Regions from separate parts of the Homo sapiens genome. Here region 2 is linked to region 1. The links are chromatin contacts, found by Hi-C in ENCODE. All regions are on one chromosome and are shown on one strand. The core of a region is the stretch at or near the end of the contact, and the rest is flanking DNA. Distances in the headings are between cores, read along the strand shown. Region 1 overlaps DOCK10 (dedicator of cytokinesis 10). Region 2 overlaps AGFG1 (ArfGAP with FG repeats 1).

The links. Hi-C counts contacts between places; a loop is a spot of excess contacts on that map. Pooled maps may share reads with other maps.
Region 2: a pooled map shows a loop between it and region 1 (2.1-fold over the local background). The contact joins two enhancer-like sites. A Hi-C loop is called at or near these places in 2 of 50 pooled maps.

What each region holds. Positions count from the first base shown.
Region 1 is chr2:224,950,919-224,955,511 of GRCh38, forward strand. The region is part of intron 1 of DOCK10 (dedicator of cytokinesis 10); the gene reads right to left. Among named protein-coding and RNA genes, the nearest start is that of MIR4439, 57 kb to the right of the region's middle. RefSeq lists a silencer at 2,554-2,603. Within about 2 kb of position 2,538, at least 9 of the 41 ENCODE cell types and tissues checked have a DNase peak (open chromatin) inside an H3K27ac peak, as active enhancers do.
Region 2 is chr2:227,481,830-227,486,290 of GRCh38, forward strand. All of the region lies in intron 1 of AGFG1 (ArfGAP with FG repeats 1), which reads left to right. Among named protein-coding and RNA genes, the nearest start is that of AGFG1, 12 kb to the left of the region's middle. Within about 2 kb of position 1,307, at least 4 of the 41 ENCODE cell types and tissues checked have a DNase peak (open chromatin) inside an H3K27ac peak, as active enhancers do.

The DNA.
Region 1 (4,593 bases), core at 1,288-3,787:
ACGGAGCCATTACAGAGCCTCAATGTCCTGGACAGGTGAGGTTAAGGAAGGTGCTGCATGGCATCTGAACAGAGATGGATGTAGGGCCTGGCAATGTCTAAAAAGATTCAGTGTGAGAGATAGACAGGCTGAAAACTAAGGACCTTGCAGTTTTGGATCTAGACATACTTGTGCTTAAATCTTCAGCTGTCTATTAGATAACGTCCAGCAAGGTATTTGACTTATCTCTGCCTAACTTTTATATGTAAGAATAGAGCAATTAGTTTATAGCTTATAGGGTTGCTGTGAAACAATATATGTGAGTCCCTGGAGTTGTGAACAAAATATATATATGTGTATGTATAATGGCTAAGATTCCTATCTGTGTATATACATAAACTATTATTATTGAACATAATGGGTATTTGTCATTTCTTATGTAAGTATGTATTTATGTATATACATATATATGCATGCATATATGTACATACAAAACGCACAGTCTCACATATTCTTATATAAGAATTCAAAGTCTGGTCCCATGGTGTCCAGTCAGAAAGTAAGTTTGCCATTTTCAGTAGAGAAGAGGCTAGATGTTTGGAAATTAAGTAAGATGGGACACTTAACCATGATTTAGAGACATGGGAATTTGAATGCTAAAATGTCAGAAACCTAAGAAAAAGTTCTGGCAATCTGTATTAGTTTTCTATTGCCACTGTAACAAACTGCCACACATTTAGTGGCTTACATCAACCTCCATTTATGATCTGTTTTCATGGGTCAGAAATCTGCATTCAGTGCGGCTCAGCTGACTCTCTGCTTGGAGAACCACAAGACTTAAACCTAAGTGTCAACAGGGTGGTATCTCTTTCTGGAGGCTCCAGGGGAGAAGCTGTCTTCAGGCACATGCAAGGTTGTTGGCAAAATTTATTCCTTACAGTTGTAGGACTGAGGTGGCCATTTCTTTGCTGTCTGTCAGCCAGGGGTTATTCTTAGCTTTCAGAGGCCACCCACATCCCCTGACTCAAGGACCCTTTCTAAACCAGAAATAGCCAGCTGAATCACTCACACTTTGAATCTAACTTCTCCTTTTGCCTCATCTTCCTAACATATCTCTTCTTCTGTATCTCTCTGCTGTAGCCAGGGAAAAAAGCCTTGGCTTTCAGGGCCTCATGTGATCAGGCCAGGACAATCTGGAATCATTTCTCTACTTTAAGGCCACCTGATGATCAACCTTAATTTATGACTGCAAAGTCCCTTCACAGCTGTACGAAAATTCATGTTTGAATAATCAGGCAGTCTGGAGGGGACGTCTTTAAAATACAGTCTACTACGTCTTATTCTCGAATTTTGTATGCGTGTGTTTTAATTTTAACATCAAGGATGTACTGAGAAGAAGGTGTAGATGAGAAAGACACTTGGCCTTTGGTTGTGGTTTCCACTGACCACTGAGATCCAGGTTGCAATGGGACTAAGAAATGAGTGGGAGGAAATGGAAAATTGGCTTCTAGATCATTTACTGGAAAATACTGGCAGTGAAATACAGGTGAGAAGTCGAAATAAAGGTGAGAAGTCGAATGGCACAGGAGAGCTCAACAAAGTTGGAAGAAAGGAAGAAAAATAATGGTGGAGGAAAGGCAGCAAACAAAGTCAATATACTATGTGAAAGTCCTTTTTAAATGCTCAATTATGTTATTTTTTTTTTTTTTTTTTGAGACGGAGTCTTGCTCTGTCGCCCAGGCTGGAGTGCAGTGGCGGGATCTCGGCTCACTGCAAGCTCCGCCTCCCGGGTTCACGCCATTCTCCTGCCTCAGCCTCCCAAGTAGCTGGGACTACAGGCGCCCGCCACTACGCCCGGCTAATTTTTTGTATTTTTAGTAGAGACGGGGTTTCACCGTTTTAGCCGGGATGGTCTCGATCTCCTGACCTCGTGATCTGCCCGCCTCGGCCTCCCAAAGTGCTGGGATTACAGGCGTGAGCCACCGCGCCCGGCCTATGTTATGTTTTAACATGCTCAATTCTAACTATTTTCAGTTAGATAGGCTATCCAATCCGGAAATGGCATCATCACTGAATCTAAGCAACCGGGGGGCAGAAACCTGGCTTTCATTGACAATGCATTTGAATCCATTCCATTAAAATGGCCCCAAAAGTACCATTAGGAATTTAGAGTAACAGAAACATAGTGCTTAAGATTTAGACACATGTACATGATGACAGGATTCACAAGTCCTAAATTGAGCAATTGGTAAGGCACCTCCTATTCATTTCTTCCCACTTCAGTTATTACTTCCTTATTACATTTTATCTTTATTCCAAGTTTTTTAACCTGTTGAGCTTTTTGGCATTTGCCATTGATTACTTCTTCATTATCGCAGAATGCTTGGATAATTCATTTTATTTTTTTCTCTTCCATTTCCAGTAGATTTCCCCATTTGCCTGCAGGTTAGTTTGCTGCACAGCCTTTCTGTCATAGGAAAAACAAGACTGGTCCATGGTGCATCTGCAGGCTCAGCTCAACCAGTGTACACCCTGCTTAAAGGAAGTAAAGCAGCAAGTATCTACTTCCTCCTTCACTGTGGTCTCTCCTGAGCCTCAGCCCTGCAGAAGAGCTCTTAAAGTTAGTGGTACTCAGGCTCACTGCTTCCTGCTAGAAAGGTCAACCCAACTGAGCAGCTCCAAGTTACCAATGAGAGTAGACTTGTCTGGGGGAGTTTAAATGAACACGACAAAACCTCGTATTTCTAAACGTACAGTTTTCAAAGTGGACAATGTCTGTGAAATATAGGTTGGGGCAAAGGTAACTGCGGTTTTTGCGATTATTTTTAAAATAGTGGTTTTTTAAAATGGCGCTACTAAAAATGATGGCAAAACCCACAACTACCTTTGTGCCAATCTAATCGTATACAGTATTTAGAAATTTCTTGGAAAATAAAGGGTGCTGTGCACATGAGTGAGAATGTAGATGAGCCAACAATAACAGAGACTGCAGTTTGTGGGTGTGTGGTGCATGTGGGAGTCTGTGTGTGCAGAGTGTGTGTGTGTGTGTGATGCATGCTTATTGTGTGTGTGGGGTAGATGTTGTGCATTTGCTGTGTATGTCTGTACAGGTATATAGGCATAAAATTATCTTGATTGCATTAAAATAACATAGTACTCCAATTATAGCCTTTCAGACAGGTATAAAGTTGTAATATTTGTTCACAGTACTGAATTTCAATAGGTTAGAAGGTGAAAATTCTCATTTAGAGAATTCTCATCAAATCAGAATTTGATGGGAGAGGGGTTTGGGTAGGTAAGAAATTCATTTCTTACAGAGTTTACAGAGCCCATCTTAGAATCTAACAGCAAACAGTGAAGGAGTTATACTTTTTCAATAGTGGACTTCATCACTGGTCAGAGATATCCATTTCCAGAAAAAAATTATAGTCCAGAGATATGTATATATCTTACCAATAAGTATCTTAGTGTGATATTTAGAAAATAAAATACATTGATTTTAGGGTTTATTATTTTCTGAATTTCCTGTTGGGCATTTAGTTAATCACCCTTTTTGAAGTTTTTGATTTTTTTTTGCTAAAGGCATCCAACTGTCTTCGAGAAGTCATGTGTATTTTAATATTTCCAGCTTCAGCCTGCTCTGCTGTTGAAAATGGGAAATCTCTAAGGGACAAACATTTATTCTTATGGAGACAAAACTCTAACTCACATGCCCTTGCCTCCATCCTCAGAAGCCAGGGCATAACAATAATGACAATGACAACAACAAAAATACCACAGCTAGCTCATAGCATTTCTAAACATGTTTCATACAAATATATATGCCTGGATTGATACTGCTCTTTACAAAGGCATGCAGCTAATTCTCACCTAGAATACAGTGTTCTTTTCCTATTAAAAAGTAATCAACTCCAAAGCAATATATTTTTCATTATACTATTTTTCCTCTACCTTTTAAAGAAAATGAAAAGCATTCCGAGCTGAAGCAGATTTCTTCCACAAATGATCAGGTGAAGACACACAAATACAGCCTCCAAGAAGATGAGGCTGAGGAGATCTGAATCAATGCAGTTATCTTTTTATCTTATAGGGACTGTTTTCCAATTGCATTTTCCCTAGAGACAGAGGTATCCTGTCTGCTTGCTGGCTTGGAGCCTACTCCAGCTTCCCACTACTGGCAAAATTAACTACAGACCAATGTTATTTCCTTTAAAATAAAACAAGCACCTAAAATTGCCCTCCTGTAGCCATTCAAACTACTCATTACCTTGCTTTCAATATGAATGTCACTCACTGTTTAATAATTACCCTGAAAAGCACATTGTATGTAAGTTTTGTGGGGAGACTAAGGTCTTTCAAATCTGTAAAGCTCTAATGGAAAAATTGGTCAATTTATGGAATACCACCATTACATATGCTTTATTCTTGTGGCTGTCTTTTTACTGCAGAAGGATTTGTCTTTATAAATGGAAGGCAATAAAGCATTATTACCTAAGCAATTTTGAGAAGGAAACTAATTGTCATGTAAATGCCAATTGCTGAGTGTGAAGGCAACCAGATATCTAGACCAACAATTTATTGCTAGTGGATCAGATTGTTAGCCTAGGTACAATC
Region 2 (4,461 bases), core at 57-2,556, 2.5 Mb after region 1:
GGGCATGTGAAGAGATTTAGATTTTGTCCACTACTTTTTTTTTTTTTTTTTTTTTTGAGACAGAGTCTCGCTGTTGCCCAGGTTGGAGTGCAGGGGCGCGATCTCTGCTCACTGCAAGCTCTGCCTCCCGGGTTCACGCCATTTTCCTGCCTCAGCCTCCCACGTAGCTGGGACTACAGGCGCCCGCCACCTTGCCCCGCTAATTTTTTGTATTTTTAGTAAAGACGGGGTTTCACCATGTCAGCCAGGATGGTCTCGATCTCCTGACCTCGTGATCTGCCCGCTTCGGCCTCCCAAAGTGCTGAGATTACAGGCGTGAGCCACCGCACCCAGCCTTGTCCACTACTTTTAACTAGAATGCCTTAATTAGGTTTAAGTCATAACTTGAATATTATTTTTTAGATGCTTGCTCTAAGTGTTACAAGGACCTTATGGTGTAGTATTTGTGGCTTTCCCAGAAACTCAGAATAACAATAGGGATTTATATCATGCTTATTATTATATATAGAAAGCTAAATATATTCAGTTTTTTAATGTTGGACTCTGGATAGACGAATATTTTGGACTAGCCAACATATACGGTGTCTTGGCATCAATAGTTTGTAGATTTGATAACCTACTAAAGGCACCTTCCTTCCATCTGTTCTAGATTTTAAATGTATAATTTTATGCTATGAAACATATGTAATATTTTTAGTAAATAACTAGGATGGGCTAGATCTAAATGTCAACTTTATTACTTTCTGCCAGTATTATTGGCAACTACATAAACTTCCACAGGTTATTAAAAATATTTTTACCAGCTTCTCCCACAGCAGGAGAAAAACAATTAATAAAACTAACTAAATAAGCTTTCCTACTTACTCATCCAGCACAGATTGTTATTTGAATTGAACAAATGGTTATTTGCAAGATTGTTTGAGGCCTAGTTAAGAGCAGCACACTGATGGACATATGGAATGAGCCACACCATCTGGTTACAGTCATACCTGGGTGGTGGTCATTAAAACTAAATCTCCTGGGGATCTGCAGATGTCTTAATTATACTACAAAAATGTATTGGGCTGCACCAGTAGGCTACTTTGAACTTCTTGAAACCAGTTAACTTGCAAACATGTTTTCAAGATATCAAAACTGCAGTTATTGAGTCTTTTTTTTTTTTTTTTTTGCACAAAACTGAAGACTTAAAATGTGTATTTGAGGATCTGGAATGGGTGGTACTTCAGTATTGGCCCCATGAAAGTAATGTGGTTTACTTACCCAACACTTTCATCCAATAGTTATGACTAATATGACAGAAAAGTGTTTTATAAACCCTGAATTCACCCTGTAGCTAGAAGGGCTTTAGCAAAAAAGGGAAGTGACCTCAGGTTCACATCTTAAAAATACTTGTTTTGATTCACTGCAGGATTTTATTCACTTAAATGATCAAATTTGGTAGGTGAAGATAGTCTGCTAATGATAAATTTAATTACTCTAAAAATTGTGGTTACTATAGATACTAACACGAAATCAGGACTACAGTTTTTTTATTTCTTGACATACGTTATAATTTTTTGGTATGCAGTTCTGTGAATCTTAACATATGTATAGATTCATATAGCCACCACTCAAATTAGAACATGCAAGTTTTCCATCACCCCAAAAAACTTTTAGCCCTTGTTTTTACTGTACTCCTGGCAATTACTGATCTGTTCTCCAACACTGCAGGTTTTGTCTTTCCAAGAATGTTGTGTAAATGGACTCATAACTTTTCTAGATTGCCTTTTTTCACTCAACATATTATCTTTAAGATTAATCCAAGTTAGTTGTTGTTTATCTTAATAGTTTGTTCCTCCTTGTTGCTAAGTAGTATTCCATTGCTTGTTTGTTTTTCCATTTTCTGTTTGAGGAGTTTCTAGTTTTTGATATATATGAATGGAAATGCTGTAAATGTTTATGCTCAAGTTTTTGGGTGAACGTAAGTTTTCATTTCACTTGGGTAAATATCTAGGGCTAGGTTGTATGGCACATGCATGTTTAATTAAAAAATTGGCCAAGTTTTTTTGGTTTTGTTTTGATTTTTCCCTTTTACTTGTGGAATTCCGTTTTCTTTTTTTTATTATACTTTAAGTTTTGGGGTACATGTGCACAACGTGCAGGTTTGTTACATATATATACACATGCCATGTTGGTGTGCTGCACCCATTAACATTAGGTATATCTCCTAATGCTATCCCTCCCCCCTACCCCCACCCTCCATTTTCTTTTATGGTCACAATTGAAATTGTACTATTGATATTAACATTCCAGAGTTAATCAGTATTTTAATCTTCTGTTAATACAAGGTCTTTAAAAATACAAAGTAGTTTCATTTAAGTGGTGTTTCTTTTTTTTTGAGACGGAGTTTTACTCTGTGGCCCAGGCTGGAGTGCAGTGGCGTGATCTCGGCTCACTGCAACCTCTGCCTCCCAGGTTCAAGTGATTCTGCTGCCTCAGACTCCTGAGTAGCTGGGATTGAGGACTGCCACCACACCTGGCTAATTTTTCTATTTTTAGTAGAGATGGAGTTTTAACCATGTTGGCCAGGCTGCTCTCGAACTCCTGATCACAAGTGATCCACCCGCCTGCTGGGATTAAGATTACAGGTGTGAGCCACCGCGCCTGGCTCATTTAAGTGTTATTGTTGGTAAACATATTATTTGTCCCTTTTTTCCTTCTGTTAGTTGGATGTTACTGTAATAAGATGATATTTGTTTAGATTTGCCAGTTTACAGTTTGCTTACCCCTTAGCATCTCAAGACTTTCTTGGGTCATTTTTCTTCTTAAAGTATATACAGTATAAGCTTCTTTAATGAAGATCTCTTAGTTTTTTTTTTGTTTTTTTTTTTTTTTTTTTTTTTTTTTTTTTTTGAGATGGAGTCTCACTCTGTTACCCAGGCTGGAGTGCAGTGGTACGATCTTGGCTCACTGTAACCTCTGCCTCCTGGGTTCAAGTGATCTTCCTGCCTCAGCCTCCCCAGTAGCTGGGATTACAAGTGTGCGCCAACATGCCCGGCTAATTTTTGTATTTTTGTTGTTAGTAGAGATGGGGTTTCACCATGTTAGCCAGGCTGGTCTCGAACTCCTGAGCTCAGGTGATCTGCCCACCTTGGCCTCCTAAAGTGCTGGGATTACACACATAAGCCACCGTACCTAGCCTAGTGGGTTTTTTTGTTTTGTTTTTTATCTGAAGATACTGTTATTTTGATCTTATACTTCAAACATAGCTTTGCTGGATTCACAAGTTATTTTTTCTTACCACTTGAAGATAATATTCCATGGTCTTCTCCCTTCCATTGAGAAGTCTACTACGAGCCAAATTTTGTTCCCTATATTTTCATTCCAGTTGCTTTTAAGATCTTCTCTGTCTTTGAAGTTTCACCGAATCGTTTCTTTTTTTTTTTTTTTTTTTGAGACAGAGTCTCGCTCAGGCTAGAGTGCAATGGCGTGATCTTAGCTCACTGCAACCTCCAACTCCCAGGTTCAAGTGATTCTCCTGCCTAAGCCTCCTGAGTAGCTAGGATTACAGGCACCCGCCACCATGCCCAGCTAATTTTTTTTTTTTTTTTTTTCCAGTAGAGATGGGGTTTCACCAGGTTGGCCAGGAACTCCTGACCTCAGGTGATCCACCTGCCTCAGCCTCCCAAAGTACTGGGATTACAGGTGTGAGCCACCGCACCCAGCCCAAATTGTTTTTAAATTGGATTTTATTTATCCAGATTTTGATGAGCTGTGCTTTTTATATCTGTAGATGCATGACTTTTATTGGATCTGAAAAAAATCTCAGTCATTATCACTTCAGTGTTACCTTCCAGTTCATTAATTCTCTCTAGTTATGTCTAATCTGCTCTCTACCTGATTTGGTGAATTTTTAATTTCCACATTTATAATTTTTCATTTCTGAAAATTCTGATTTTTAAATTTGCCTCATTCTGATAATTACATATTTCCTGCTCATTTTTACTCCATCTTTCATTTAATGTTTCCTATATACTATATTTCGTAACTGGTAATTCAGATAGCTAGTCTTGGAGGGAGGTGGTGTTAATCTTTTGCATTTACTGACTCAAGCTCATTGGTTTGTTTCATTTTTGTGCGATAATTTTTACTGCAGCCTCATATTTTATTGAACTTAATATTTGGAAATCTTGATAGCTTAAATTGAAAATGCATTCCTTTAGAGAGAATTTGCGTGTTCATGGGATCCTAGGATCCTATGTAACCTGAAGGTATTTTATTTCCCATCCAGGGTCTTAGGTTTAACTTAAGAGAGATATCTGAGGTTGAGCTCTCTCATCTCGCCTTGGCTATTGTTGGCACTTGCTTTCTGAACAACATTGCTTCTTGTGTATAACATGGGACACATTTCTGGTTTCAGCTTAATTTTTAATTTTTTGTCTTTCTTTTCTGTGGGGTGGGGGATCCTTAGAGATTTCCCTT